Regions from separate parts of the Homo sapiens genome. Here all the other regions are linked to region 2. A link is a loop called in an ENCODE intact Hi-C map of the cell type or tissue named here. Cell type or tissue: mammary epithelial cell. All regions are shown on one strand. Links, peaks and the distances in the headings refer to the core of each region. The heading gives the core; the rest is flanking DNA.

The links. A loop is a pair of places that touch in the nucleus more often than their neighbours do. Peaks named below come from ENCODE experiments on the same cell type or tissue, not always from the same donor. Only the 100,000 strongest peaks of a DNase experiment are listed, where the experiment ranks them.
Region 1: it touches region 2 in a loop (6-fold over the local background); 6 of 110 quality-filtered maps call a loop at or near these places.
Region 3: a loop joins it to region 2, with 5 times the contacts of the local background. A loop is called at or near these places in 7 of 110 quality-filtered maps.

Annotation. Positions count from the first base shown.
Region 1 is chr5:159,844,966-159,856,004 of GRCh38, forward strand. The region is part of intron 2 of LINC01847 (long intergenic non-protein coding RNA 1847); the gene reads right to left. Among named protein-coding and RNA genes, the nearest start is that of LINC01847, 21 kb to the right of the region's middle. In mammary epithelial cell, for the core only: no CTCF peak of the experiment used is centred there; DNase peaks (open chromatin) are centred at 4,816, 5,436 and 6,336; H3K27ac peaks cover 506 bases.
Region 2 is chr5:159,899,552-159,910,590 of GRCh38, forward strand. It overlaps a transcript of ADRA1B not described here. Among named protein-coding and RNA genes, the nearest start is that of ADRA1B, 11 kb to the right of the region's middle. In mammary epithelial cell, for the core only: no CTCF peak of the experiment used is centred there; DNase peaks (open chromatin) are centred at 3,380 and 6,090; H3K27ac peaks cover 5,714 bases.
Region 3 is chr5:159,832,655-159,843,693 of GRCh38, forward strand. All of the region lies in intron 2 of LINC01847 (long intergenic non-protein coding RNA 1847), which reads right to left. Among named protein-coding and RNA genes, the nearest start is that of LINC01847, 33 kb to the right of the region's middle. In mammary epithelial cell, for the core only: no CTCF peak of the experiment used is centred there; a DNase peak (open chromatin) is centred at 6,377; H3K27ac peaks cover 627 bases.

The DNA of each region.
Region 1 (11,039 bases), core at 969-8,968, 55 kb before region 2:
TGTTTTGTTTTTCACTTAATAATGTTTGAACATCTTCCCCATGGTTACAGATAAATCTATATCCTTGCAAAATTTTGGTCTCTCTATTTTGGCTCTTGTCTTCCCATCATCCATGCTGAGCACAGCAGTCAGAATAATCTTTTTAAAATGTAAATCAGATTCTATTACCTCCAGGCTTAAAAACCTTCAATGACTTCCCATTACTCCTATGATAAAGGCCAAACCACCCAACCCGATGTCTCAGGCCTTAGGTGACCTTACTTTTCACTGCCCCCTCCCTGGCCTCACCTCTGTACAGAAACACCAGGGTTTCTTTCATTTCTTTAAAGGAACCTGGCTTCTTCCTCCACCTCAAGGCCTCCTGGAATGTTCTTCCCTCTCATTAGAATACCCTTCTTGCATGCATGACATACATATACATGTGTGCACATATATACCTGTGTGCATGCTCACATTTACACATGCACCCACACACACGTATGGGTCTTCAAACTTCAGCTCAAACAGAACTTACTGCTTCTCCTGACCCCCTCCACTTCCCACCCAACTCCAGACTTCACCAGATCTGACATTACTCACTCTTGTAGCAGCAGCTAATTTTTCTTTAAGGCTTTATCCCAGTGTATGCACATATATATACACATTTGTAGAATTATTTGATGAACACATCTTCCCTGTGAAACTATGAGATCTCTAGGGAATGGCAGGTGGCTTGATGCATCATTGTATCCTCCACACTTAACCCAGTACCTAACAAATAGTAAATCCTCAATTAATATTTATAAAATGAATGAACAAATGGAAGTGCCAAAGCAATGAGTGCAAGTGGTATAGGAAATATTGTCACAGGAAAAGAACCCCCTTTCCCTGAATTAGTCTGCACCCTGGAATCAAGTGGGCAAGTACAAATTGCAGGCCTCAAACTCAAGTTTGAGAAGAATATCACATTCTTTATTATTTAAAATCAATTTGTTCCCGAAGAATGGAGATGGAGGGGTAAAGTCCTTATTGGAACACCCCATTCCCTCCCTCTCCCAGCTGCAAATAAGAACACAGTATAATTGTGTGATGGTCTGGAGACAAGACAAGGATCTGTAACCTCCAGCATATCATGAAACCCCTGACTCTTCTAGGTCCACATCTATGGTGACCCCTTGCATGGAAGGCCTACTCTTTTTTGATGCCCTGCATGGGACACAGAACTCCACTGAGACCCAGTTCCCCAGCCTCAGGGTCCCCAAGGGAGCACGAGCTGCCATCCCCATTGGGTCTCTTTATCCCCTTAGGCAGCTGCCACAGAAGGCTCACAGCTACCCACGGCCAGAGAGATGTCCACAGAGAGCAGAAAGTGCCACTCTTTGAGAATGTGCCTAGGAGATTCATCCCCTGGTCTCTACCCCAGGCTGCCCCTGCCCCAGACCTCTCTTCCCTTCCCATTCCAGAGAATTGCTCCTTGCCTCCCCTTTCCCCTCCACCAAGGACACCTAAGAGCATCTCTTCACAAGATCCAGATGAACCATGGGCTGCAGGCTGTTTCTGCTGACAAGAGTCCCTGAAGCAAGAAGCCCAAGCTACCTCATTAACATGGGGAGGAGGAAGGCAATGGAGGGAGCTCAAAAACACATTAATATTCCAATAAATCACAAACTATTGCTTCACATGTCATTCTGAAGCCTTTCACACCTCCAATTCCTGCCTGAGCCTGAGCCAACTGCCATGTGCAAAAAGGTTCCAAGGAGAATGGGAGGGAGTGAGGACCAGAGGAAAGGCAGGAACTTGAAGAGGGATTTAGGAGGACTAAAAAGATTCAGAGGCAGGATGGGAGCCATCTATTAGGACATGTCCCCAAAGCCTTCACTAGGAGACCCTTCTCCCTCCTCATGGTCACTGCTGCCCCCTGCCCCGCCTCTACTGCTTTTAAGGCACTCTTCTGAGACCTTGATGGTAGAACTGTTTATACTTACCTCCATGGGAATTCAATTGGATTTCATCTAAGGGGTGATGAGAATGGCAGGCCTCAAGAGCAGGACTCTTGCAAAGGGCGAGTGGTGAGCGGTGGGTGAAACTAACACTCCCAGTATTAGACTGCTAGGGAGAAGGGGGCACAGGCCCATTCGTCCCCAACTAATCAACCAGAATGATCTTCCCACCCCATGGGACACAGATGAGTGTCCCTGCCCACCCAAATCACATAAATGCATAAGCTGTAGCCTCAGCCCTTGGAAGCCAAGCCAAGGGGCAGACTGTGAGCCCAGAGCCTGAAAATAGAGTTAATCCTACACTCTCGAGTCTGGACCTCCCCATCCACAAAGCTTTCACCTGAGCCCAGCTGATATCTCCAGCAGCTCCCAGCCCTCCCAGGAAGACCTTCCCAGCTCCCACTCTGGCGCCAGCCCTTGGGTGAACCGCAGGTGGCTGGGATGACTTATTTTCTTAGCTGATCGGTAGCAGCAGCCCAGCTGGCTCATACCTCAAAGGCAGGAATTCCTCCTCTAGCTCATCAGCACTAATTTGTGCCAAGGAGCCAGGGAGGGGACAGACTCTGACCTCCCACAGGCCCCTGCCTGGCACCTGGTCCAAGGCTCAGGCTGTAGTCAATGGAGCCACTGATTACACATGACCTCACGAGCTCAGTCTGCGGTATTATCGGAGTCGGGTATCTCCTTACCACAGGCCCTGCTTGGCCAAAAGTCTCTACCTGGATCCTGGTGGTGATAAACAAGGTAATTGTGAGGGTCTCACCTCACCTTGTTTTAGACAGAGATGAGAAACCCAGAGGACTAAATACCAATGGCTGTGTCGGCCCTCGATGAATGCACTGAGGGGGAACACGTGGCTTTGTATCAATAAATATCAACTGTATGGCATTCTGGAACCATTGAGGTTCTGTGGGGGATACAGACATAGTTTTGGATACTCTCCACATGTAACTACAGCCTAGGTGAAGAGACCAAACTAATGCAATGAACCGTCTTCATCCGATAAGCATTTACTGAGGCCAGGCATGGTGGCTCACACCTGTAATCCCAACATTGGGAGGCCGAGGTGGAAAGATTGCTTGACCCCAGGAGTTTGAGACAAGCCTGGGCAACATAGTAATACCCCAACTCTCTATATTTTTTAAAAAGAAAACATTTACTGAGCACCTACTCTGTGCTAGTCACTGTGATGGAACAACAGCTGTGTTGTCCAAGAAGCCCCTGCCTTCCTGGAGGTTATATTCTCATGAGTGCAACAAGAAATTAACAAGTAATTCATGATAAAGTATAATGGATATTAGTGCATGTTGAGGAATGCAAAAAGAGGGGAGCTTCAATCAGAACATGCTATTGAAAAAAAAAAGGCTTTTTGGGGAAGGCAGAAGGAAGAGGAAGGAAGACACCCATGTTTCACAGGCTTGGAGGGCAGACCATGCATAGACACACCATCTCAGAAGCTAGTGCAGAAATTGAGATGTGAACAGCTCCTCATGTTCAAACCCCAGCTCCACTACTTGCTATTGATCTTGGACAACTTTCTCACTTAGTGCCTCAGTTGTACCATCTATAATAAGATGGTGATAATAATAGTGCCTATCTTATAAGGTGGCTGGGAGGATGAAATGAGTTAATTAACACAAGGAAGGCTCTTACTTAGCAGAATAAGTCTTCAATATGCAACCACTGATATTGTTGTTATTATGACCAGAGCTTAGCTGAAGGTAGAACAAGGGAAATCATAACAAAAGCCTGAATCCAAGTCATCCTGATGGAACAAAGTCATGGGACTTGGTGACAGGCTATGTCCTGGTAACTGAGAAGGAAGAAGAACCAGCATGGATTCTCTCATTGTTGATGAACAGAATGGAAACTGCAATAAGCCCTGAATTAGGACACCGAAAGACCTGTCTTGCTTTCTGGCTCTGACATTTGGTAGCAGGGTAACATTGGAAAATCACTTGAGACTCTTTGCCTCAGTTTTCACATCTATAAAATGGAGAAAACATTGGCTGCTCTGCCAACCATACAGGGTCATACCTCAAAGCAAGCAAAAAAGTGAGTGTGATGGCCTTTTAGTCACATTGCGAAGTGCTACTACCATCATGGGAATTATTATTATCCTAAAGGTTGTAGCTTGGGAAAACAAAAGTACATGCTTCATACTGAATCTCCAATGATGATAAAGAAATTCTAGGCCTCTTTTCTTCTTTTATTTGCTTTTTAAATTTCTGAGGCTGTGCTTCTTAAACTCCTGTGCGTACAAAATACCTGGGGATCTTGGTAAAATGCAATCTGATTCAGGAGGTCTGGAGAGAGGCCTGGGTCTCTGAATGTCAAACAAACTCACAGGTGAGCAGTTCACTGCTGCTGCTGGTCCACGGACCACACTTTGAGTAGCAAGGTTCTCTAGCAGACCATATAGAAAAAGTGGTCATATTCCTCAGGGTGAGCTGACAGAGTAGACAAAGGGGAGAGGTGTTCAGGATCCACAGCTGTAGGGGCCCAACAAGCTGCCCCCCACCTGCCTTTATTGACAATCATTCTGTGTGCTTGCTAAGTATCAAGCACCATGCTAGATGCTTGGCAAATATTTGCTAATATAATCCCTGCAATATCCCTATGTAACTGATACTATTATTGTCCCTATTTTACAGATTGAAAAAAACTAAGGCCCAGAGAGGTTAAATTATTTGCCCAAGGTCACACAGCACACAGTCCTTCTACCTCCAACTCCAGAGCTGAGCCCAGAGCAGAAGGTAATAAAACACAGCACATTCTGTGATCAGCTCCCACTCCAAACCACAGAGCAGAAAATCAGCTGCTGAACATACACTCCTGAAGGCTGAGTCATTCCATGGCAATGGCCTAAAGAAACAGTCCCAGATCTTCCTTGGTTCCTGTCCCACCCAACCTTCCTCTCGCTTCCATTCTGTGAGCTACCTAGAATCTAATAAACCTCTTCTTTTTGCATATCACAGGGTTTTAAAGCTTTGGCTCTGGAGCCGGACTGCCTGGCTTCCCATCTTGGCTTCACCACTCACTAGTTACTTAACTGCTCCAAGGTTCAGTTTTCTCATCTGTAGTGTAGGGATAAGAATAGTACCGACTCCACAGTGTTGAAGAGAACTAAATGGGATCATGCATGTTGAGCCCTTAGCCCAATGTCCTATACACAGCACAGGCTCTATAGCTGCTTCTAGTATGATTATTAAGGTAAAAGTAAGAGTAGGTTTGTAGCCGCTGTTATGTTAAATCAGCCCACCACACCCCAGCCACCTGACACCCTCCCTGGATGCCTTGAGAGGCCTCCAGGGTTTCAGGGCTTGGGCAAGCGTGAGTGATTCGCACTCTGGCAGGAAGTTCCAGGCTATTGCACCTGCCAGCAGTGCTCGACTCTCCTTCTCGTAGAGAATGGGGAATGTGTCACATTTATGGGGGCCCTTTATTGCACATCAGGGAAGCGCTTTGCACAAATGTTTGGATCAAGTTTTCATGACTCTGGCCCCAGGCCTGCTATGAATCAGTCTTGCAGTCCCAGCTTACTCACTCCAGAGATGGTCCTGAGGCTGTGGTTTCCATCTCTGCCTGCCTCCCACCTCTCCTTCTTCCACTCCTACCTGCTGTCACCAGCCACCACCTTGAATCCCCCAGGAACCCAGGACGAAAGAGATGTGGGGTGATGTGAATGACAATTGCCACGCTGGCCCTCCAGGATGTGTTAACTGCTGTTAAAAGATACTCCAAGTCATTATTGTAACATTATGAGGACTGAGCTGATTGCCGCTAATCTCAGACTCCCCTTGTGTTCCTAATGGAGGGGAGCCGCCTTGTGTGAAAAATCCCATTTTGTGTCACTCTTCTAAAATTTCATTTAAGAAAAATAGGGGCAAAATGTGATATTCAGCAATGGAAAATGAGTAAGATAAGGATTTAAGTACAGAGCAAGTGAATCACAAAATAGAACTTCGTGCAGTCAGGTAAGCACTGAAGAGAGCAGACACACAGGAGGAGTGAAGGGGTAGAGGACATCAAATCGCCCTTCTGATCCACTTTCACCACCTCTGATGACATCAGCAAGAAAGTCTCTTTTTGTGTTAGTGTGTCTTTAACACCCTTGGACACAAGACAATCTCCCTTTGTTAACAAACGGAGAGCAGGCCCACACCAATAGGCAAACAGCACAGCTTGCTTGGGTTAAAATCCCCGCTAAGGCACACAGGCACTCTGTGACCTTGGAGACGTTAATAAACCTCTCCACGGCTCAGCGTCTTCCTCTGTGAAATGGGGTTAATAGTAGTCCTTCTTTCATAGATTTACCGTGGGGATTCAATGAGTAACTTCACAGGAAACAGGTTTGTCACTCTGCTGATGTGAGCAACCATTACGTGGCAGCTGACAGTATCTGAATTGAATATAATTGCTTTGTTCTCATTGTACTTATTTTTAGGATTATTTTCTAGTTAGGGAACGTGATACTGGTTTTTCATTTTTAATAGCAATACAAAGTATATTTGTAAGAGATGTACTTAAAGTCACCCAAAAATAGTATATTAACAATAGAACAGATAATATGAGGTTGTGGCAAAAATTGTGAAAGTGGTACTTGAATAACTAAATTTTGGGAAGCCTGATCCTGTCTAATTTACTCATTTTACAAATGCAAACCTGAGGCCCAGAGAGGGAAAGTGAATTCCCAAAGGTCACACAGCAAGCTAGCAGCAAAGTGGTTCTAGAATTCAGAACCCAGCTGAAAGTTTTACCTAACACACTGTATTCAGGTCACTCAAAATAATAAGAGCTGTCTAAGACAAACCCACAGTCAATATCATACTGAATGGGCAAAAACTGGAAGCATTCCCTTTGAAAACTGGCAAAAGACAGGGATGCCCTCTCTCACCACTCCTATTCAACATAGTGTTGGAAGTTCTGGCCAGGGCAATTAGGCAGGAGAAGGAAATAAAGGGTATTCAATTAGGAAAAGAGGAAATCAGATTGTCCCTGTTTGCAGATGACATGATTATATCTAGAAAACCCCATCATCTCAGCCCAAAATCTCCATAAGCTGATAGGCAACTTCAGCAAAGTCTCAGGATACAAAATCAATGTGCAAAAATCACAAGCATTCTTATACACCAATAACAGACAAACAGAGAACCAAATCATGAGTGAACTCCCATTCACAATTGCTTCAAAGAGAATAAAATACCTAGGAATCCAACTTACAAGGGATGTGAAGGACCTCTTCAAGGAGAACTACAAACCACTGCTCAATGAAATAAAAGAGGATACAAACAAATGGGAGAACATTCCATGCTCATGGGTAGGAAGAATCAATGTCATGAAAATGGCCATACTGCCCAAGGTAATTTATAGATTCAATGCCATCCCCATCAAGCTACCAATGACTTTCCTCACAGAATTGGAAAAAATTACTTTAAAGTTCATATGGAACCAAAAAAGAGCCCATATTGCCAAGTCAATCCTAAGCCAAAAGAACAAAGCTGGAGGCATCACGCTACCTGACTTCAAACTATACTACCAGGCTACAGTAACCAAAACAGCATGGTGCTGGTACCAAAACAGAGATATAGACCAATGGAACAGAACAGAGCCCTCAGAAATAATGCTGCATATCTACAACAATCTGATCTTTGACAAACCTGACAAAAAGAAATGGGGAAAGGATTCCCTATTTAATAAATGGTTCTGGGAAAACTGGCTAGCCATACGGAGAAAGCTGAAACTGGATCCCCTCCTTACACCTTATACAAAAATTAATTCAAGATGGATTAAAGACTTAAATGTTAGACCTAAAACCATAAAAACCCTAGAAGAAAACCTAGGCAATACCATTCAGGACATAGGCATGGGCAAGGACTTCATGTCTAGAACACCAAAAGCAATGGCAACAAAAGTCAAAATTGACAAATGGGATCAAATTAAACTAAAGAGCTTCGGCACAGCAAAAGAAACCACCATCAGAGTGAACAGGCAACTTACAGAATGGGAGAAAATTTTTGCAATCTACTCATCTGACAAAGGGCTAATATCCAGAATCTACAATGAACTCAAACAAATTTACAAGAAAAAAACAAACAACCCCATCAAAAAGTGGGCGAAGGGTATGAACAGACACTTCTCTAAAGACATTTATGCAGCCAAAAGACACATGAAAAATTGCTCACCATCACTGGCCATCAGAGAAATGCAAATCAAAACCACAATGAGATACCATCTCACACCAGTTAGAATGGCTATCAAAAAGTCAGGAAACAACAGGTGCTGGAGAGGATGTGGAGAAATAGGAACACTTTTACACTGTTGGTGGGACTGTAAACTAGTTCAACCATTGTAGAAGTCAGTGTGGCAATTCCTCAAGGATCTAGAGCTAGAAATATCATTTGACCCAGCAATCCCATTACTTGGTATATACCCAAAGGATTATAAATCATGCTGCTATAAAGACACATGCACATGTATATTTATTGCGGCACTATTCACAATAGCAAAGACTTGGAACCAACCCAAATGTCCAACAATGATAGACTGGATTAAGAAAATGTGGCACATATACACCATGGAATACTATGCAGCCATAAAAAATGATGAGTTCATGTCCTTTATAGGGACATGGATGAAGCTGGAAAGCATCATTCTCAGCAAACTATCCCAAGGACAAAAAACCAAACACCGCACGTTCTCACTCATAGGTGGGAATTGAACGATGAGAACACATGGACACAGGAAGGGGAATATCACACACCGGGGACTGTTGTGGGGTGGGGGGAGGGGGGAGGGATAGCATTAGGAGATATACCTAATGTTAAATGACGAGTTACTGGGTTCAGCACACCAACATGGCACATGTATACATATGTAACTAATCTGCACGTTGTGCACATGTACCCTAAAACTTAAGGTATGATTTTTTTTTAAAAAAGGTACCCCTTGAAGTGAGTGATCACTTCTTTGACGTCCTGGTACTGGAGCTATTATTATGGAAATCCTCAGCTACAATGAGCCACTTCACTTTTTTTTTAAAAAAAAAAAAGGAAATAATATCATTTTCAGGGTTTTCAAAGAATTCAGGCAAGGAGCAAAAACAATTCAGAACTCAGGATACTGTTTTCTTTGAAGCATGTGTAAGATATGCCTTTTGGTTCCTAAGTTTTCTTCATAAAAGCATATTCAGGCTAAAACAGAAAATACTGTGATGACTTTTTTTCATAAAAGCAGAAAGGGCAGGCAAGAAAGCATTTGTTTCATTGGAGGACAAAGTATGAATTTATGTGGTCCAGTGTAACCATAGCATAACAAGATTACATCGCGGGGGTAAAATCAGTCCAGTGGCAATTGGAGAGCAAAAAACAAATTGCTCTCCAGCCCTGTCTGAGTGGTTCCTGGCTTCAAAACTGAACAATAAATTCCCAACCCTTTCCAGTTCTTTCTTGTTAGTAGGCAGGGCTGGGGGCCTTTTAATTTCCAACTTTCTTTAAATATTGATTACTTGTAAGTGCACTAGAGACCAGGCTGTGGGCTTAATTCTATTAGTAGGAATGAATAACCACCTCCGTCCAGCACCTGCTGCAATGAGCAATGTATTAAACTTCTCCACCTCTGAAGAGGTTCTTCTTTCCTTTTAGGAATATCGAATTCGTGTCTTATGACTAGAATCTGGGCAAAATGGAAAAATTTGAGGTGAAACCAGGAAAAGAGATCTACCTAGGAGTTATCCAGTGACTGTGAGTGTTCTCCCCTCGATGTATTTCCCACCCCTTACTCTATATGAGGATCACAAATGTGGAAGTCTTCAGCGGCTAGGCAGGGAATGGAAATGGAGGGAGCTGTCTAGGGAAAGTGGGGACCTGGAGCATGCCTACCTCTCTAAAGGGGCGGCAGCCACTCAGCTGCAGTCACCTGTCGCCTTGTGATGTAGGCCCAGTATTGCCAGATATTCTCATCACTAAAGAAATGCCAGAAACCTAGATTTTTGTAAATTGCTCTGATTTTTAAATGCCAGTGACTGGTTTGCTTTTTTCCAAAATTCAGTGTAGGCTCAACACAACCATCAGAGTGCGGCTTCAGCCTGCAAGCACCTCTGCTCTGTCCCTTCCCCTAAGCAGTCTTGCTCTCTCTGATCTCCAAATGCCAAGCATGAGCAATGACTCACCAGTCTCCACTCCAGCCTGACCCCCACCGGAGCACTACATCTGCACTTCTCAGCTAGCACCCACCTCCTGGTTTGTGTGTGTATGTGTGGGCTTTTTGCTTTGTTTTTTGATTTTTCTTTTTTGCCAACATTTAAGGCATTGATGAAGAAGAAGGAGCCAGTGAAGGAAATAGAGGAAAGGAACCCAGTTGATGGCATCCAACATGGCAGAGAGGTCAGGATGGTCCCTTGTTCTTCTTGGTCATGGTGCCTGGTTCACAGAAGGTGCTTAATAAATCTTTGTGAACAAATGACAAAATGAGGGAATAAAGTGAAAGACAAATGGAGTCACTGTGTAGTCCATAAGGAAAAATGACCAGGATCTGAAGCAGAAACTATTAGCCACTGAAATTGAATCAACAATGGAGAAACCAGAGCTTATAAAGTCAGAGGTCCAACTAGGAGAGAAAAGAAAGGTAGAGAATTTAAAATCCCACAGCCTGAGTCAAAGTTGGGATGTATCATCTGGAGACAGAAAGCCTGAATTTGAATCATTGCTCTGCTAATCAGTAGCCACAAGACTTGGGGCAAGTCATGAATCCCACTGGGTGTTGGTTTCTACATCTGAAAACAGGGACTGAGATTTTCTAGCTCCTGGAGGTTATTGGGGGAATCAAATGAAACAGTGGAACTTAAAATGCTTTGCAAACTGAAAGACACCCCAGAATGGGGAGAGGGGAACAGGAGAGTCAAGTCACGTAGAAGGCGGTGAGTCAGAAGGACGGTGCAGAGCCAACATGTCTCTTGGGCTGTCTGCATCATTTAACTTGTCAAGATGGCTGTTGGCTTTGCCCTTGGCTTGGGTCACCCTGATTAACAGGTGCCTGGCCAGCTGGAAGTTTGACTCTGAC
Region 2 (11,039 bases), core at 1,824-9,823:
TCCTAAGTATGCCCATACTGACAGTGCTCTGCACAGCTCCAAAAGGGTACCACTCATATAGATTTTGATGTAAATGGATCCCCCTGAAATGGTACAGTCATAACCTGCACAACGGCACCCGGCAGCCCTACTCCTGTGATGCCTTATGGAAATGAAAACTGTGGCAGGAGGCAATGAACTGGACTGTAAAGATGGGTCTTTAAAGGGTAGACAGCTCCAAATCGGAAGTAAAGAGTCCTTGGCCCTGCTATTAATGTGTTGTGTGTCCTCAGGCAAGATCTTTCTCCTTTCTGTATCTGTTTTATAGCCTGTGAAATGACTGTTTTAGACCACAAGATTCCCAGAATCTCTGCCAAGAGATTTATCTGGAATGTACAGTGGATGTAAGATGAGAAGTAAGGCTGTAACTTTATTTTTTCCAAATACCCAACTAATATATTGATAAAGGTGATATTTCCTTTCCTCACAAATGCCTTTATCAACACAGTAATTCTCATACGTGCTGAATCTAGTTTAAATAGTCTATTCTAGTCCAATAATCTGCCAGCCTGACCTTCTGCCAGTAGTACTGTTTCAACTACAGTTACATTATCAAGCCTTTTAATCTGGTAGGGAAATTCCCTCCACCTACCCTTTTTTTCTGAAAGTTTTTGGTTATTCTTAAGCATTTATTCTACCAGAAGCACTTTGGAATCATTTTATTAAATTCCCTCCAAATTCCAGTGATATTTTCAATGGAACAACATTAAATTAATAGGTTAAATTGAGAAGCATTGACATCCTTACAGTGCTCCCAGAAGTGGAATACATCTTTCCGTTTATTCAAGGCCTCTTTTATTCCCCTCAGTAAAGTTTTGTCACTTTCTTCATATAGGTCTTGTACGTTCCTTGTTAAAGTTATTCCTGGGCATTGCATATTTGGTTGTTATGGTGAGTAGAATCTGTTTTCTTTTATATTTTACAGCAAATTCATGCTGGCATGTAGCAAGCCATTGATTTTATTTTTATAGATGTATTTGTACTACTAGATCTGTCCAGTGTAGTGAGAGCCATGAAAGTGACGAAACTTAATCAGAAATAGCCCCTGAGGGAGAGAGAGAGTCAGCAAAGGGGAGCAATGTCCTCACTTCTCTTGTCTCTCTCCCTTCTGCCATACCCCCCACTGAGCAAGCCCAGCTGGCAGGTTGGGGGGTGGGCAGCCCCCCAGCCATGCAGAGCAGTGCAAGACAGGCCATGGAATGGACTTGGGACAGACAGGCTAAGGACCAGCTCAGAGTGTCTTCATAAGGACTGTGGATTGCTTCTGAAAATTACATCTGCTCTCAAAGAATGAGTACTTAATTCCACCATGATGGTCACAAGAATGTGCAAACTGGTTTGAGAAGAATAATGAAAGAGGAGAGAAAATAGTTTTAATTGGACTATGAAAACAAGCTCATGGCCTCCTGAGGTGACTACTCCGAAGGGAAAAACCTGCCTATGGATATACTTATTATTATATATTCATTATATTATGTTTTACTATTATACATGTTATAGATATTAGACATATAATATATATGTACTATTTTTAAGTAGGTACATTAACTTATAATTATTTATTATGTAAATTCCAACAAGCTCCCAAAGAGTCAGAGATCAAAGATAATCCATTCTCTTGAAGAACCCAGAGAAATCTCATTTTCCTCCCTCCTGCCTTCCTCAGAGGATAAAGGCAGAGGGAGAAGTGACGGGTCTTGTCAGCAGGTGCACCCTTCACCCTTTGCTCTTCCAGCACAGCCAAATAAGTCAAATAGAACCCCACTAGGATCACTACAAGAAGAGGAAGGAGGAGGAGGAGGAGGAGGAGGAGGAAGGGGAGGAGAAGGGGGAGGGAGAGGGGGAGGGGAGGGGGAGGGGAGGGGGACGGGAAGGAGAATTTCTGAATACCAGTATAAATTGATGAACCTGTTATAAGTTATAATTTTAATTTCTGTATAGTTCAAATTTCTTATAATTAACCAGATATGTTGCTTTGAGAAAAATCTCAAAAGCCTTCCTGAAAGCTTCTTGAGGGGCTTCTTGTTCATCTCAGCTCTTCTCAGCATGTAGAAGTAGATGCTCAAAGAATGTTTGCAGTGACAAATAGCCCAATTCAAAAGTAGACAAAGAATAGACATTTCTCCAGAGGAGATATGCAAATGGCCAACAAGCATAAGAAAAGATACTCAACATTAATAATCATCAGAAAAACTCAAATCAAAACCACAAGATATCACCTCACACCCATTAGGATGGTCACTATTAAAAAACAATAACAATTGTTAGTGAGGTTGGGGAGAAATTGGAAGCCTTGCACACTGTTGGTGGGATTGTAAAGTGGAACAGCTGCTATGGAAAATACTATAAAGCTTCCACAAAAAATTAAAAATGGAACTACCATATGATGCAATAATCCCACTTCTCAGTATATATTAAAGGAATTGAAAACAGTATCTCCAAAAGATATTTATGCACCCATGTTTGCTGCAGCATTATCCTCAATGTTGTGGAAGCAACCTAAATGTCAGATGAGTGAATAAAGAAAATGTGATATATACACTATATACACACAATGGAATATTAGCCTTAAAAAGGAAGGAAATTCTGATGCATGCTACAACATGGATGAACCTTGAGGACATTATGCTAAGTTAAATAAGTCAGTCACAAAAAGGCAAATACAATATGATTTCACTTACATGAGATAAGTAGTTGAATTCATAGAAACAGAGAGTAGAATGGGGCTGGGGGAGGCGGAATGGGGAGTTGTTGTTCAATGGGTCTGCAGTTTCATTCATGTAAGATGAACAAGTTCTACAGATCTGCTGTACAAAGAAGTCCATAGAGTTAACAATGCTGTAATGTGTACTTAAAAACTGTTAAAGGGGTAAATAGATGTTATGTATTTTTTAACCACCATTTAAAAAAAAAAAAGGAATGTTTGAAATGAGGTGAAGTTGAACCTATTCAAAGACAAATGACTGACATGCTAACTCCTGGGGCCCTCCCACTCTTCAAGGCCCCACCCTGGGTGACATTTCCTGTTGCCACATCTTAGTCAACAGCCCAGTTGATGGTAGAGTCAGTGTTTTTCCCAAGTTTGTGTCTCCCACACAATCTGACATGATGCCTGGCACAAAGCCCTTGCTCAACCGATGTCCATGGAACAAATGAAAGAGTGGATGTAATGGATCCTCACTTTCCCCATCTATAAAATGTGGAAAACACCTGCCTTTTAAGCAGTGTGTGCAGTGGAGAAATTCCTCTTCATCCCTTTGCTGGTGGGAGGTGAGAATGTGGGGGTTTTCCTTCCTCCTATGCCTCTGGCGTGTGTCTATTCCCCTCCTGATGAGTCATACAGGAATCAGACACTGTCGCTCTCGGACAGAACACGTCAGGTACTTGCTTGGGAGCAGCAGGCCCATGAATCTGTGCTGCATCCCCCGCGGTTACCTAGGGAACTCTGGGGCACAGCCAGGAAGGGGGACTCTGCAGACAGAGAAGGCTCTGGCCAGTGTCCCCACCTCTGCCTCAACAGCCCGGCAGGACCTTACCATTCTCTAGTTTGGAACCAGCATCCTGTCCCTCTAGAGGACCCAGGCAAGAGGCCCTGAAAAGCATCAAGGTTCCCACCCCAAATGTTCAAACAGGCAGAAGCAATCAGTTAGCAAATGACTGCACCAGGAATCAGGGCAGCTGGGACCTGGCCCTGTGTCTTAGTCCTTCCCTGTACCCAGGCAACAATAAGTAAATCCCTCTTCCTTCCACTCTCTGTCCATGTGAAGCCTAAATGACGCAATATACTAAACTGCTTAGCATAGCCCTGATATCTAGCAAACAATTAATAAAAGCAGCTGTAAATTTAACTACTATTTTTGTTATTAGTAGGAGTAGTGGTATATTATCCTCACTATGATCCTCCAAGTGTTATCCCATTTTACAGATGAGGAAACTGGACTCAGTGGTTAAGTGACTTGCTCAAAGTCCTTTAGCTAAGAATTGGATCCACTGGTAATGGCCAAGTAGCTACTTTAAAGGGTAGAAATTATTCTGGCAACTCCCGTGGGAGTGTGTGGGAAGGGCGGCCACATTCACTCAGCTCCATTCACACCCAGACAGGCTCTCTTACTGTGGCTGCATAGCAACCAGAACACCTCCAGACCTGGCTCCAAACCTCACATCCCCTCATCTTCAAATCCCATGTCTTAAGAGCACCTGGGTACTCCTTGGCTCTGATTGGGTCAGGAGTCCTCCCCTAGAGCTGGAGGGGAGGGTCCGCCTGGGCCCGACAGGTGGAAGACTCAGGGCACAGCTTCCGTTACAAAGGGAGGCTAAAAGTAGGCTGGGGTCCAAACAAAAGTCACCTGACCTGTACACACACACACCTGTATGTGTGTGTGCACGTGCATGTATGCGTGTGTGTGTGTAAATACTAGAAAGCATTTGCCGAAATGTTAACAACGATGTTCTCTTGATAGTGAAATGAGACTGATTTTCTTTTCATTTTGTATGTCTTTCCATAGTTTTGCAATGAGCACAATTTACCTTAATAATTTTTAAAAAGCTGCTTGCATTTGTTTAGTATTTGAACAATGAAAATAGCATACAGTTATTTTTAAGACTATGGGTCTGGACATTAGAGACCTCAGTTCTGGTTCTGGCTCTGAGTGACCATGGTCAAGTAACTTGCCTGGCCTCAGTTTCCCCACCTGGGAAATGAGGAAAGGGCTACACAACTTCTACAGTCCCTTCCAGCTCTGATTCTAAATGCCTCTCTCCTATGAAGGCACAGCACATGAAAAAGTGTGGATAAGCTAGGTTCTAGGAGACCTGCTTTAATTCAAGGAAAGTAGTTGTTCCCAAAAAGAAATTAATCCTGAATGCAAATGGGTACATTTGTGGAACTGAAAAAGTTTCCTCACAAATCGTGTGTGCTTCCCAGAACCTTAATGGAAGGCACCTCCTCAATGGAGACCAGGTGGCCTACTCCAGCCCAGAAAAATCTCTCCCTCCCTTAGACGGAAGAAGGATTAGCATTACTGAGTGAGCCTACTATGTGTCAGGCCCACTCCAAAGTGCATTATACACATTGTCTAATTTAAATTCATAGCACTTGTGATCATCAGTTGTTTGGCAAGTAACAAGATACTGAAGTCTCCTGAAGTGTTGTTTAACTGCCACACCATTATTGAATGTGAGTCCATGACTCTCTTCCCATAAAGAGCCTTGGGAGAAAGAAATACTTTTAATTCATCCTTGTATGAACTTCAGACCCTAACACAGTGCTCAATAAATATCTGCTAATCACTAGAATCTTCCTCCTATCATCAGTGTTTGATGGGCTCCATAGAGTCAAGAATTTGACCAGCTCATTGGAGCACACAGCTTTAGTTAAGAAAGTGATGATCTTAGTTAAAACTGAAAGGAGAGGAAGAGGAGCCAACAGATCAAGTCACTATCCAGCGTTAGCAGGAACCTATCTCTTTGAAGAGTTCATAACATGCACCAGGCCTGTAGGAAATAGGACATTGGTAGAATTTGAGAACAAAAGGTTAGAAAAGGTCAGATTTGGGGGTTGCTGGAAGCAACAGGAGACCATTGGGATCTTGGGGAGGGGTTATAGTTGAAAGGAAGAGAGGGTTGCAGAGAGGAGAATAGGTTTCTAACACAAAATTCACTACAGAAATAGAAAAATTGTGATAGACACATAGACAATCCAACAAAGCAAGCCTCCTCCTACACAATTTTGCATGCTGGAAGCTGAGGTTGCAGGAATGCAATGGGCATTTGGAATCAAAAAGGCTGGGCCAGAAACAAGAATGATAACTTTAAAATGTCTAAAAAGAGAATGCCATTGAAAGACAAAAGTTTCACAAATACTGCTTTATTTTGACTTTCAGTTAAGGCTGAGATCAAACTGTCCTTTTCATTCATTCATTCACTCACTCATCTAATAAATATTTACTGAGCACTTACTAACCATTAGACAATGCACTAGTCCCTTGGAGGAACAAAAAGAAACACTGCCCTGCTCTCATTGAGCCTGAAGCCTAGGGAGAGAGACAGAGTGTGATCAAAGAGTCATATGCAGAAGTATGTAACCACAAACCATAGCAAATGCTATAAAAGAGAGAGAGGTGATTTTCTGGGTGTGGAAAACAAAGGAACCTTGCCTAGACTGAGTGGGGAGGGGCAGGACAGTCTTCCCTGAGGAAATGACCCTGAGCTGAGGTGTGATGAATGGAGACACTAGGCAAGAATAAACTACAGCAAGTGAAAGTCAATGCCATTTTTTTTTTTTTGAGTCAGAGTCTTGCTCTGTCACCCAGACTGGAGTGCAGAGGTGCAATCTTGGCTCACTGCAACTTCCGCCTCCCAGGTTCAAGCAGTTCTCCTGTCAGCCTCCCAAATAGCTGGGATTACAGGCACACAGCACCACACCAGGCTAATTTTTGTATTTTTAGTAGAGATAGGGTTTCGCCACATTGGCTAGGCTGGTCTTGAACTCCTGACCTCAGGTGATCTGCCAGCCTCAGCCTTACAAAGTGCTGGGATTACAGGGGTAAGCCACCGCACCAACCACAATGCCATTTTTAATGAGCCCAGTGGAGGCAAGACTGGCCAGACTGGCAATCAGAAAACCTGGGTTTAAGACCTGCATCCTATAAGAATCCTCTCTATGAGACATTCAACCAAGTTAAGAACCCTCTCTATAGACATTCAACCAAGTTATGCATATAAGAACCCTCTCTATGAGACATTCAACCAAGTTATGTGTATAAGAACCCTCTATATGAAACATTCAACCATTTTACAGATGACCTCCATTGGATCATCTGTAAAAGTGGGGATGTTGGACCAAAATAATGTTTCTCAAAATGTAGTCTTCTGCAATCAAATCATTGGGTTACTTACAAAAATATAAATTCCTGAACCCCATTTCAAACCTGCTGAATTAGGATATCTAAGGCTGAAGCCCAGGAATCTGCATCTTAAGGCTTGCTCTAGATGACTTTTATTCCCTGTAAAGTTTGAGCATAGCTGGCTATGCAGACAAACCTTTGCCTACTCAACACTCTACATTCCTTCCTTTCTAAATTCCAGGCTCTTGATGGAGCAGGACCAAGAAGGGGAAAAGTGAGCAGTTCCCTAGACTGAACAAAGGAAAATTCTAAAGTTTTTGAGTGGCAACAAAGGGCCAAACTTTCGCACCTGGAGATGATCCATCTGTTTTAAGGAGAAGTTCCCCGGCTTGACTTGAGAGCTCCAGACTGAATACTCTTTTTTCTTTTCCACTTAGTCCCTGGGATTTAATTGAAAATACAAATTCCCTGGCATTCACTCCCTTCCCTTTGCTTCCTTCTCTTCATCCCCTTCCCAGAGGACCTGGAAGATGGAGGTTCACACGAGTCCCCCTGCCTTCCCTGCCCTTCTAGGGTATGAATGGCCAGCCTCCAGTGAGATGATTTATAGCCTTCGAGCCTCTTTGGTCTGATACACAAGGAAAATTCCTGTTGACACTAATTGTACCAATGGCCATGAATTATATAGTCCAAGGACCTGCCACTCCACCTGCTGAACTGAGCTGGGTTTCTCTCCCAATGCACAGCAAGTTCACTGGCCAACTGCCTGCCACACCCCATTCCCCAAGCTCACCAACACCCACACCGGCTTGATCTCCAACCTCACTGTGGATAGAAATATTTCCAACAAGCCCTGGCTCTCTGGATATGGCAATTTCAGAAGTTGCCTCTCAAAGGCCAGATATATTATTTCTGCCTACCTGATAAGATTCTTGTATTAGAATGAGATAATTCATGTAAAGTATATAACAGATGCCTAGTACACAGAAGTTCTCAACAAATGTTAGCTGTTATTATTTGTATTGTTGTTCTTTTACCAGCCGCTGTTTGTTCAGGGCAATTTATGTCAGAAAAAAAAAATGCATCAGTGACATCATTTGGCAAGTAAAGCTCTGTAAGGATAGCTGAGAGATTAACAGAGAAAATCTGTACCTAAATACTCCAGATACTGAGAAATCTTTTGTGTGTTTTTAAGATTATACAAAAATATCCATAATAACTAACATTTATTGAGAGCTTTCTAGGTGCCAGGCACAGTTCCATTTAATCTTCCCAACAACTCCATGTGGTAAATACTATTAAAATCCCCATTTTACAGATAAACAGATAGAAGCTTAAATAAATAAAGTAACTTGCCCAAGGTCACAAAGCCAGGAAGTGGCAGGAGCTAGAATTTTATCTGTCTGGATGAAGCCAGTTTGGTGTTTAATAAGCTACTTCCTTAGGGCTAACTGGCGTTTCTCATGCTGTCTTTGTCTTTGGCATCTATAGCTGTTTGTTCTCTCTCTCTCTCTCTCTGTCACACACACACACACACACACACACACACAGAGTTGGTTGCCATCATGGGACCAATAATTTTTGCCCTCCTTAAAGACAATTATTGAATCAGGTCTCCCACCCTTCTTGGAAGAGTTAAGGCAGGATCCTGACATAAACTCACTTAAGGTTCCCCAGGAAGTGTTAGGAGGAGAGATTCAATCCTCAGACCTCACCATGGAGACAGGCACATATTTGTGTTGTGCACACAGCCCAGCACAACTTCTGCCTCTCTGGACTGCCTGTGCTCTAATCCCATTTCTGAGTAATTTTGGACAAGTTAATGAATCTCTCTTATCTTCAGTTTTCTCACCTGTAAATTGGAGCTAACGGTATCAACCACGCTATGGTTTGAATATGGTTTATTTGGCCCCATCAAGTCTCATGTTGAAATTCGATCCCCCAGTGTTGAAAGTGGGGCCTGGTGGGAGGTGTTCGGATTGTGAGGGAGGATCCCTTATGAATGGCTTGGTGCCATTCTTGCAGGAGTGAGTGAGAGCTTGTTGTTCAAAAGAGCCTGGCACGTCCTCCTCTTTCTTCCTCTTTCCCCACGTGATGCCAGCTTCCCTTCCCCTTCCACTATGGAGTGGAAGTAGCCTGAGTCCCTCACCAGAAGCAGATGCCTGTACCATGTTTCTTGTACAGCCCCAATAAGCCTTTCTTCTTTATAGACTATCCAGCTTCATGTACTCCTTTACAGCAGTGCAAGCGATTAAGACATACCACGGAAGTGTTGTTCGGAGAATTAAATGAGATGACGCATATGGATTCACTTGGCACAATGCTGCATGCATAACTGCACTCAGTAAGTCATAGTTAATTCAAATGGGGCCAAAGAAAGCAGGCAATGCTTACCTGTAAGTGGGTAGCGCTCCAAAGGGCAGGGGAAATATTTGGGGCCCTCCCAGGCACTTGCAATTCACACCTCATAGCTAATTGCCATTATACCAGGCTGCTCCTGTCTAAAAGTCTCCACAAAATCTCCCCCATTCCCCGAGCACTCACTCAAGAAGTGCCACAAGAAGCCAAAAAACCAAAATACTGCCTCTTTCTCCCCTCATCTTTTCAGGACTCCCAAGGCAACCTTCCAAATCTTTTGGTTTGGTGTCCAGTAAACAGCAGAGACACACTGGGCATTTCCTGTCCCAGCATTCCTCAATGCACAATGAAGATGGGCAAAGGAAACTGCCTCTTTCTCACGCTGCTCCCCCCTTCACTATGCTCCCCGTTCCCAAGTCATGCCACATGCTATTTCCCAAGCAAGCCCACACTCATTCCAAGACCCTACACTGCCACCTCTGCCAGACAATGGAGATGAGAAGGCAGAAACCGCCTTCTGACATCACTCCCTTGCCTTGCTCCCCTGGGGCCTGGTCTGTCCTCTCCAAAGCTGGGCTCTAACACTTTGTCCAGATACAATTTTTGGATGACCCCAAGGAAAAGGTTCCCACCACTTCCTTTAGACTTTTCTGAACTTGGTAGCTACAAGTGAAAATCCCCCAAAAGGGTTGGATGGTTTGGTTCAGAGAGCACAAAAAAAGGAAGAAGAGAAAGGATGGAGAAACTTGAGATTTGTGTCATGTATTTATTTCCTTATTTAACTCACATCCCTGTTCAATGTCAGACACAATTCTCTATGCATCCTCCATTGCACATTCCCGTTATTTATCTTAGACTGTAAACTACGGGAGGACAAGGAAGGCCGGCATCAATTCACTACATTCAGTTCAAGTTCTGTTCCATAATAAATGGTGAAACACTTAATTAGTTCTATTGCCCAAAAGTGAAAGAGGTTATGCCTAGACAAAGAGAGTTACAACAGAGAGGCTCCTCAAACAAAAATAAAAGCAACAAAATGGAAATCAATTGATCAAGGGGCCCTGCCAAGGACTTGGCACTTAGGAAGCCCCTATAAGGAATTCAGGAAAAGTGTAGGGTAAAGAACGTATCCACAGCTGCATCCACAGCTTGCAGCAAATTCTCAATAAGGTCTAGAACCCAAAAAGTTTTAAGAACCACAGGTAAAAGACAGCCTTTTCCCTTAAGAAATTTGAAGTGGAAGAGATACATCTTATATATACATACATACATATACGCACACACATATATATCCTACATACATACAAACAGGTTTAAATTATAGAGAACATCAATATAATAATAGTAGAGTTCTTTGTTGAGTGTTTTTACGAGCCAGCTCCCAGCCTGAGCAACACAGACTATATACAGTTCATTTAATTTTCACAACCACCTAGAATGTGCATTATCTCAAGAAATAGAAAGCATTATCCTCTGGGCACAGATGAAAATAAAGAGGCTGAAAGAGTTTATGTAGCTTGCCCAAGGTCACACATCTGGGTCAACTAAAGCCGGGATTCAAACTCAGAATCTGTGCCATGCTGCAGAAACAGATGAAAGTGGTGGCAAAAGCAAGTTGTGGGCATGGAGTCAAATCTCCTGGCTAGTGACCCTGGCTCTACCTCAGACAAATTTCTCCCTCTTTCTGGGCCTTCTGTGTTCTCATATGCAAATTAAGAGCATTAGACTAGATGAAAGGTTAACAAATTTTTTCTGCAAAGGTCCAGGGAGTAAATATTTTAGGCTTTACCGGACAGA
Region 3 (11,039 bases), core at 1,518-9,517, 67 kb before region 2:
CTCGATCCCATTCTGTTCCTTCCTCCAGTTGGGACTCTGTCTACATCTCTGAGCCTTTGAAATTGGGTACAATCAAGGATGGCGAATGACTGACCTCCCCCTACCACCCTTTACTAATCCATCCCAGCACCTTTCCCAGTGAACCCAGACAGCAACCCTGTGCTCTAAGCAGCCACTCTCCATTTATCAAAATGAGCACATGAGGCTGTCTATTATCCCTAGCCTAAAGATTTCTAAAATGCCCATACAATTCTGACTTTCTGATTTGCCTCTGCTTCCCTGGGCCTACTTCACTTGCTAAAAGCTCATAGCTGGCATTTAACAATCAGTCAAAACATCATTTATTAACATCACTTATAAAAACAACCGATAGATATGATATGTTGACTTTTGAGAGGAGATGGAAACAATGGTGACACATCAAACTTTAAATGTCAAAGGGACTGTCACATGCAAGAGGCAGTCAGTATAATCTGTGCAACGCCCAAGAGATAGGACAGGGGCCACTGAGTGCAGGTTACAGGAAGACTAAGGGCATTGTTTGCAAACAATGAGCTGATCCATACAAGGGCATTTCTCAGTCTCTGGAGCAGGCTAAGTGGCCTCAGCCACCTCCAGGGGAGGCTGTAGAACACCAATCACAAGACCAACACCTATAAGGGCCAGGCAGCTGATGTAGTCAGGGTGTGTGGCAGGGTGTGGTGAGCAGAGAGCACAGGTCTGGTCTGGAGGGGACAGTCACTTTGCAGCCCCACGTTTCTCCCTCCCTCCATTCCCTGCCTTCCAGCTGCCCTACCTCCTTTCATGCAAGCCTCCTTCCTGTTGCTTTCCCTACTAAGCAACGTGTCATGTCTGTCTGCATGGAGGCATAGGTAAAGAATGAGAAGATAGCGTGAGTGGCATAAATGAGGTGCCATGGGAACAAGAGCAAAGAGAGATGGATTTGGTATAATGGGATTGATGGAGAATAAGACATTGGCTCTGGACTTTGAAATGGGGTTGGGGTCTAATGTGCATAGTTAAAAAGGAAGTGTCCTCCAGGCAGGAAGACAGCAAGAGCAAAGGCACTGAGGAAGGAAGATGTTGGCACAGAGAGAATATGAAGAAGAAAGACATAAAGCAGAACTACAGATCCCAGGCAGGTCACAAAAGTGCTCAGATGCTTTGCAAAGTAACTTGGGCTTTACAAAACAGGTTAGAGATTTTCACATTGTTCCTTGATTCTCAGCTTTCCCAGGATAACCCTCCTAGCCGCTTGCCCCACTCCTTACTCATGCCTTGCCTCAGGAGGGAAATGGGAAATAGGTACAACTCATCTGACCGATGGATTTGGGAAGAGGAAACAGCGTGGGTGGCTCAGTCCCTGGGGACCTGCCTACTGCGAACATTTGTGCTCTGAGCTAATCCTGCCATGGCATCAAAGGCAAAGGTCCTCCCCACAGCAAAGCACATGGTGGCCTCACTCTGCAACCAGATAAGTCTAATTCAAGGGTGGCTTCATTAAAAAGCCCGATTAGCCAGTACACCTAAAAGCTGCGTTCTCCAAGCAGCCTAATCAAGAATGAAGGTGAACTTTTGTTCCTCACTTGCCTCAAGTGGTTTCCTCAAGTCATTCAGAACTCAGGCTTGCAATGGTGGTGAAAGCGATGGTTGGCAGCTGGGCACGGTGGCTCACGCCTGTAATCCCAACACTTTGGGAGGCCGAGGCAGGTGGATCACAAGGTCAGGAGATCAAGACCATCCTGGCTAACACAGTGAAATCCCATCTCTATTAAAAAATAGAAAAAATTATCCAGGCGTGGTGGCAGGCACCTGTAATCCCAGCTACTTCGGAGGCTGAGGCAGGAGAATGGCATGAACCCGGGAGATGGAGCTTGCAGTGAGCTGAGATCGCACCACTGCACTCCAGCCTAGGGGACAGAGCAAGACTCCATCTCACAAAAAAAAAAAAAAAAAAAAAAGGCTGTGGTTGGCGCCTGAAGCATCAACAACAAACCTCTACCCAGATCTACCCAATTTCAGGGATTGAAGCCCAAGCATATGCCTTTGAAAAAGTTTCCAAAGTGTTTCAAATACACAAATAACTTCATTATTTGTGTAGTAATAATCCCTGACATAAATACTGGGGAACCATAGAAGGTTTTTGAGCAGGAAACATGTGATGGAGATTGATAGTTGCCTACCCAAGTATCTATATTCCCCATCATTATTAACAAAACCTCCAGTTTTATTTAGAGCATAAATGTGCCCCCCCACCCCCGCCGCAAAAGGACATTTCCCAGGCTCTCTTGCAGGTAGATATGGCCATGCAACTGAGTACTGAACAATGAAATAAAAGCGAAAGTGTTGTGGTGGCAGCTTCTGAGAAACTTTCTGAAAAGGCAGCTGGCATTGACTCTTTTTTCCACCATGTTTAACCTCTTCCTCTAAACTTCTGCCTAGAATATGGATGTGATGGCTGGAGCACTAGCTGCCATCTTGAATGCTGAGTACAATGGCCACATTCTTGGCCAAATAGAGCTAAAAGCTTCCAGAAACTTGAATCCCTGATTGCCATGGAACCACCCCATATTAGAAAAAGAAATAAAGCCTTATCTTGTTCAAGCCTCTATTCTTACTTAGTTTTGGGTCACCTGCTGCTGAATCTAATCCTAACTGGAAGAGAAGTAATACGAACCAAAATGTGTTTTAATCACACCACTCCCCATGTTAGACACACTCAAATTATTCAATCAACAAATTGAGGACCCATAAGATGCCAGGCACTGGGGACAAAATAAGGGACAAAGCAGATTATATTCTGCCCTCTTATTACTTACAATATATTGCAGGATATAGGTGATTATTAATTAAACAAACAATTACAAACTGTAACAAGAACAATAAAGGAAACACATGTGGTGCTGAGATAAGAAATAGGGGAGGTAGTAGTGATCAGAAAACCTACAGTAGCTATGGTAGTCAGAGAAGCTTCTCTGAGGAGGTGATAATTAAACAGAAGCCTGAAGAAGGAAAGGAATCAGCTATGTGAAATGGGGGTGGAAGGAGGAGCTTTGCATATAGAAAGTATGGCACATGCAAAGGCCCTGGGGCAGGAAGGGCCTGGTCAGAAAAAGAAACTGAAAGTAGAACAGGGTAGCTGGAGCATCAGTGGAGCAGAGATCATCATTCTCATAGGAACTGGCATGACCCATTGACAAGGAACAAGTTCTTTTGAACATGTATCTTGCTAGCCTTCATTTTAAATCTTTACATCTCATATGAAGTAACTTTCTGAGTATAATGGATACCTCTGTGAGGCCAAATGGAATATGATCATGGCCAAAAGGAAGGGGCAGACAAGCTTTCATATATTGTGGAGCTGAGGGAAGTGGTGGTGGAAAAACAGATGGTTTTCTTGTTGGGAAATAAACTTTAAGGAGAGAAGAATATGTCCTTTGAGTTTATTCATAAGTCCACAAAGCTCTGCTTTCTTAGCCAAACACACCACACCCCAGGAACCTTCAGATACCAAATATTAGCATCTTTCCACCAGAAAGGCAGTGCTCAGTGGTAGCATGTCAAGATGGAAGAGAGGGACAATTTTTTAAAAACGGGGAAAGTTGCAATGCTGATGAGAAGGAAGAATGATGGAAGAATCTAAATTTGTGGGATTTATCTAAACCAAATTGCAAATATCACCAAGAACAGAAAATTAAGCAAAGATTCCTTACAAAAGCAAGTTGATGCTCCCAAAGCATTGGCTCTCAACCCCAGGAAAGCTAAGACCACTGGGGCCCTGGCTTCAAAGTTTCAAATAGAGACACTAGGTCCATCCCAAAGATCTGGGTTCAGTAAACTGGGGATAAGGCCCAGGAATCGGCCTTTTTAGCAAGCACCAGGTGTTTCTGCCATCACTGAGAAACACTGCCCCATCTGGGTTTGGGGAGTAGGAAACAAGGCCAGAGGAAGGCTAGAATAGAGACTCATTGGGTCTGCACAGCCCCGAGCTGCATTCATACTGGGCTCCATTCAGACACCCTCAACAACTCCTTGCCAGCTCCCACTCTGTTGTCTGCTGGCAAAACCCCAGCCCTGAATAAATTCCACTTCCTACAAACCCTAGCAGCTCACACTGTGGCTACAAAAGAAGACACACACAGCTGACTGGTCTCACTTTAACTTTCAGGCCACAAATTTCAAATCCCTGCTGATCCTTGGACTGAAGCCAATGCCCCCCTCCATGCTGGGGGACCCTGTTGCTTCTCTCCTGCTTGAGGACTTTGCTGATATATTTCTCCCCATTCTCTCCTATGTGAACAGCCTTTCCTTCTTTGCTGGATCATTCCTTAGGCCTATAGAGACTCATGGTAATATTTCCCAACACCTTCACACCCACATCCCCCTCCAGCTAACACACTCTTTCCTATGCCTCCCTTAGTGCAAACTTCCTTGAAAAAATTGTCTCTTCTTGCCACCTTCAATCCCTCCCCCAGTCATTGTCTTTGCTATCTTCTTCAGCAAGGCTTCCAATCCTCTACTCTACTGAAAGATCTCCTTCTAAGGTCCCATCCAATTCGTGTCACCAATCTGATGGGTCACAAGCGCTTTTCCTCCATAATTCTTACCTGTGCTGCTAGCAGCATATGGCACAGTTGATCACCCCCCTACCTTGTTGGAACGCTTTTATCACTAGACATCTAGGAACCTACCCTGTCCTGGTTTCTCTATCAACTCTTTGGACTCTTTTTTTTTTTTTTTCTACCAGATCTTCCTGACCTGTTGATATAGGAGGGCCCCTGGGCTCTGCCCTGGGTCTTCCTCTCCCCAACTTCTATCCTTACTGTCTTGATGACCTCATCCAGCCCTGTGGTTTTAAATACCATCTATATCCTCACCCCAAATTTATATCTGCTGCCCTGGCATTTCCTCTGAATTGCAGATTGGATTATCTAACTTCTCACTCAACATTGCCCTTTGAACATCTTTTCAGTCTTCTCAAACTTAATATGTGCTAACCAAATCAAATTCTCAATTTCCCTTTCTCACTCCCATTTTTAAAAGTATATGCTCCTCCCTCAGTGTTTTCCTTTGTAGCAAATGGCACCTGATTCACCCAGAGTTTCAGGCTAAAACTGTATCATCCTTAACACATCTTTTTCCCTCACACTTTACCTCCAATCTCACAGCACTTCCTGTGCAATTCCATGCTCCAACATCAAAATACATCTTAAATTTGACCACTTTTCACCACCTCCACCCAACACTGTGGCCCATCATCCTTCCACTGGACAACTCCAGGAGCTTCTCACCTCCTCTCCCTGTTTCTGCTCCCATGGTCTGTTCACACAACAGCCAGAGGGGCCTTCTCCATCATTGAGTCAGATCATGTCATTTCCTTGACAGACACTTTCTCATCACACTTGGAATCAAGTCAAAAGCCTTTATCAGGAACAGCAAACTCCCACTCCAGGTTCAGCCTGCCTGACAAACCCATCATCCACCACTGTTCTCCTCACTCACTCTACCCCAGCCCTTCTTGCTGTCCTTCAAACACCCCAAGCTGAGCCTCACCTCCATGCCTTTGCCTCCGTTCTACCTGGAAGACGTTCCTTTCAGCTTTCCCTTGGCTCCTGCCTGCACTTCATGTCTCAACACAAACGTCACCATCACAGAGGGCCTTCTCCTCCCCACCTCATTTTCTCTTCTTCCTTCACCTTGCTTTCTTTTTCTTCATAACGCTTAAAACTACCCCTAGCAGGCTGAATAACAGCCCCCAGAGATGTCCACATCCTAAACCCTGGAGCCTGTGAATATGTTACCTTACCTGGAAAAAGGGGCTTTGAAGGGGTGATTAAGTTAAGGATCTTGGGAAAGAGAGATTATCCCGGATTACCCACATGAGCCTGATGTAAGCACAAGGGTCTTTATAAGAGGGAGGCAGGAAGGTCAGAGTCAGAGGAGATGTGAGGATAAAAGCAGATGTTCAAGTGATGTGAGGAAGGGATGAGCCGAGGAACACGGGCTGCTTCTATAAGCTGAAAAAGGCAAGAAAGGGTTTCTCCCCGAGAAGTTCCAGAAGGAACATCCCTATGCCATCACCTTGATTTCAACTCAGTGTGACACATGTCAGACTGCTGACCTCCAGAACTGCAGGATAATACATTTGTGTTGTCTTAAGCCACTCTGTTTATGGTGACTTGTGATGTTAACAGCAGGCAACTAACACACTAACTGATGCTATATTAATATTTCATATTTTTGCTTAATATCCTTCCCTCCAAAGAATGCAGACTCCGTGAGGGGCAGAGACTTAGAGTGTTCTTTGAAGCATTTCCAGCACCTGAAACATGCTCAGGCAACATCTAGAATATTTATTGAATGAATAAACAACCACTCCGAGTTGGTTGGGTTTTTTTCAATGATGAAAGACAAAGAAGAAATTGGAGCTTGAAAATAGAAGTGACAAGCCAGGCATGGTGACTCATGCCTGTAATCCCAGCACTTTGGGAGGCTGGGTGGATCACGAGGTCAGGAGTTCAAGACCAGCCTGGCCAACACGGTGAAACCCCGTCTCTACTAAAAATACAAAAATCAGCTGGGCGTGGTGGCAGGCACCTGTAATTCCAGCTACTTGGAAGGCTGATGCAGGAGAATTGCTTGAACCCAGAAGGTGGAGGTTGCAGTGAGCCAAGATCGTGCCATTGCACTCCAGCCTGGGTGACAGAGCAAGACTCCATCTCGAGAAAAAAAAAAAAAGAAGAAATTAGAAGTGACTAAGGGCACCCCAGAGCCTCCAGTGTACTAAACCCACACTACAAGTCATGTATGCCTGGAATTCACAAGGATGTTTTTTTCACCTATGAGCTTAGATGACTCCAAAATCTTTTTGCCCCCTGCTCTCGTCATATCTGAGCTCATTAAATTGCTTCGGTGCAATTGCAAACTCCCACATCACAGTTGCTTCTCCTACCCCCATCCTTACCACCATATGTACTTATATAGGTCACTTCTGGCAAAATTAGTAAGTATGAACTAAGACTTTTAAATGACTGTGGCAGCACCCAAAGATGTTAAAATCAAATGCTCTCCTTCTTTTTTTTTAACTTCGGCTTCCACCTCTAGTATAAGAGAAGATGCTTCCAGAAGCACTTAAGAGAAATCACTCCAACTCTGTGCTCAGTTTTCTGCCACTTGCAATGTGTTTCTTGCTCATGAAACTCATGATGGCATTTAGCTCCTCCACGGACACATCTGAGAGATAACTAGGTGAACAACATTGTAACTCACCACCTGGAAAATTATAGACTCTAACCTCATGGCACATCTTGAAATTATCACAGACTCTTGTTTCCCAGTTATGGAGAGCTCTCCTCAAACTGTCTTACCACAGAATGGAATGTGCTGGCTCACATGACCAGGTGGCCCTGCAGGGGCACTAAGTTTAGGCATGATTTGATGGTCATCAAGGCCTGGCCCCTCTCCATCTCTTGACTCTCCCCTCGCTATGATTTCTCCATTCTCAAGCTCTTCATGATGTCAAGAGGGCTATCCTCTCTCTGACTTACATCCTTCCTGCTTCAAACCCGGAGGAAAAGAGAGCCATGCTCCTTCCTCAGCAGTTCTCTTTGCCCAGAACCAGGTCCCATGTCCATCCCTAATAATTACTGTAGCCAACAATGTGATGCCAGACCTGAACCTCACAGGCTGATCCCTGAAGCCGAAGGTGAAGTCAACATCACTTCATCTAAAACACATGAATTGCAATTGGAATTCTAACAAGAGTTCTAAGAGGAAAATCAGGTGCAATAAACAACAGAATTCTGGAGGGGTGGATGCGTGCTGACGAAACAAAAGATGAGATCTCCCTGCGAACATCTCAGACACATGGTCAATCAACTTCTGCTAGTTCACTGCAAGGAACAGGGAACTCACTATCTTATGAAAGCAATTTACTCCATCTTTTATCATAAATTATTAGAAAAATCTTCCTTACCTCAGGTCACGCATAACTTGCATGAACTATCACTGACTCTGTTCTCAGAACAATACAGGAGTGTATTCAGATACATGACAGCCCTTTAGATATTCAAAGGCAGTTTTCAGAATTCTCTCAAGCTTTCATTCCATAGGCAAAACATTCTGATTCCTTCAACTGTTCTAATGACATTTCACCCTTCTTTTTATGAGCTCTGACTTGTCAACATCTCTCTCAAACTAGAGCAGAACCATTACATCCATAGATCTTGACACTGTAGAGTCATAGCTCACATAGAAAGCGGACTGTAAAGTTAGCACACAAGGCAAAAACTGAGTATTACCTAAACTGCCCTTGAAAGGGGTGCCACTTTGTAGAACAGTATTATTACCTCTCAAGAAATCCAACATCTTCAGATTTCTCCAGTGCTAGATCACTGTCTTTAGTGGATCACATGATCAATTGCTTGCATTTAGGAAGCCATTTGCACTCTAAACTTGGCATTAAAATATGTATCTAACTACAGCAGAATCAGACTCAACACAGAGAAGTACATATACTTGGACAGGCACAAATGAAATGAAAGTAGCAAAGGGAATAGCAGATTAATAAACCTCAGCTTTGATTCAACCTAGGGCATACACTCATTGAGTGATAGGGCAAGCTAAATTCTCCCTCTCTCAATATCTCTCTCTCTCTCTCTCTCTATCCATCCCTCTCTAATCCAGCAGCCCCATCCATGTCCATAGACTAGAAATAAGACTTGATTATACCACTATTTATAAAATCTAAAAACATTATCTGGCCAGGCACAGTAGCTCATGCCTATAATCCCAGCACTTCAGGAGACCAAGGTGGGAAGATGTCTTGAGACCGGGAGTTTGAGAACTGTCTGGACAAATATATATACAATTATCCACATTGTATTTTATATGGCAGTCACTTTATATTAGCTTATATTAAACTTACTCTCAACCAGATTTCTAGGGTTTATAATCTTGTAGCAGAAGGCCAATTATCAAGTCAGTTCTCCCTAATACTCCATTTATATAATCAATTATTGAAATTTGAATATAGTGCCTTAATATTTACTTCTGTTCAATTTCATCCTGCTGATTTTACCCATGATTCTTATCTATGATGATCAATTAAGGATCCCAATTTCATCACACTGTGCATTTTTACCCTTCCCAGCTTAGTGCCAGGGATGGATCTGATGAACTAGAGTTCAATCCAGTGTTGCTAAAAGTATGGCCCAAAAGAGGAAAATCTGAGTACAAAGCCCTGAGACAACCCATCCACCTCTTCATTCTTACTTGCCAGATACAGTTGGTCACTCCAAAAAAGAAAAAAATCATCCTAGTCATATATCCGAAAGAGATGCTGCCAAAGTTCTGCTGAAACCCAGACTCACTGTGCATGTCACTCCCCAGAGCACCAGTCTCACAACCCCTCTAAGACTAAATGAGTTCTTTCTGGCATGACTCTTAGAAACCAAACTGAAGTGCACAAACTACTCCTTAATCCAATTGCTCATCACATTCTATGCAAAAACCCATTCCAGAATTTTGCTGCCAGCTGCCAGCAAGTGGAAAGCTGTTCTCTCTCTTTCATTAAGGTCCACTAAAAATTATTCTCCCAATACTGCGCATCAAGGTTGGATTCATTCTAGGAGAATACCGGGAATACTAAAGCTGGGGCTGAAGGAGCGTAACTATCATCTAGTCCATGATAGATTGTGTCCATGTCACCGATGATTCCCAGTCAAAAAATTAGACATCCTCACCGCTGTCTTGTGACTGTCAGTGCCCTCCTGTGGGAGGGGTATACACAGGGTCAACCCTCTATATTTATGGTCTGCATCCATTCATTCAACCAGCTGTGGATCACAAAAACAATAAAAACAATACAACAATAAAAAACATAAATTTTAAAATACAATGTAATGACTAGTCACCTAGAATTTACATAGTAAAACCATGTAACGCTCATAAAGACATTTTGGTCAATCACAGACCACATATATAAGGGTGGTCCATAAGATTATAATACCATATTGTTACTGTTTATTTTCTATGTCTAGCTATGTTCAGATACACAAATACTTACCATTGTGTTACAAATGCCAACAGTATCCAGTATAGTAACATGCTGCACAGGTTTGTAGACTAGCTGCAATAGGCTATCCCATATAGCCTAGGTGTGTACGAGGCTGTACCATCTAGGTTTGTGTAAGTATAGTCTATAATGTTCACACAATGACAAAATCACCTAATGATGCATTTCTTAGAATGCATTTCCATCGTTAAGCAATAATTGACTATATATGGTATTATAAGTAATCTAGAGATGATTTAAAGTATACAGGAGGATGTGCATAGGTTATAGGCAAACACTACGTCATTTTAAATCAGGAATTTGAGCATCCTTGGATCTTGGTATACACAAGGGGTCCTGGCACCAATGCCCTGAGGATATTGAGGGACAACGGTACTTCCCTACCCTGTTAATGGTAGGCTCAGCTGTGCGGTTTGCTTTGGACAAAGGGATGTGAACATACATGAAGTAGGCTTTGTTCAAGCAGAAGCTTTAAGAGCCATTGCACAGCTCAGCAAGCCTCCATCAGAGCTGCACTTTCTACCTGGGCCCACAATGAAGATTCTCAGTCATCAATGGAGACAGGCAGCTGACCCATGTCCACAGCTAACTCTAGCAAGAAATAGACCTTTGTTACTATTGACCACTGAGATTGGGGATCATTTGTTATCACTGCAAAGCTAATACATAGTCCATTCTTGACCTTCAAACATAAGGAAATCAAAGCCCTAAAACTTTAGATGATTAGCTTGTTAGCATAGTTATCAGTAGTTATCAGTAGATTTCATAGCTCTCAGTAGAACTTGAATTCAGGTCTCCTAATATTCAGGTCATCCACTTACCTTGCAATGAATGAACATGAAAATGTTATCAAAGAATAAAGGATAAAGCTCTTAAAGATAATGAGGAAGCCATTTTAATGATGTTACTATGGTCACCCTACTGATATTAATAGGAGACCTGTAAGATAAGAACTAAGACATAT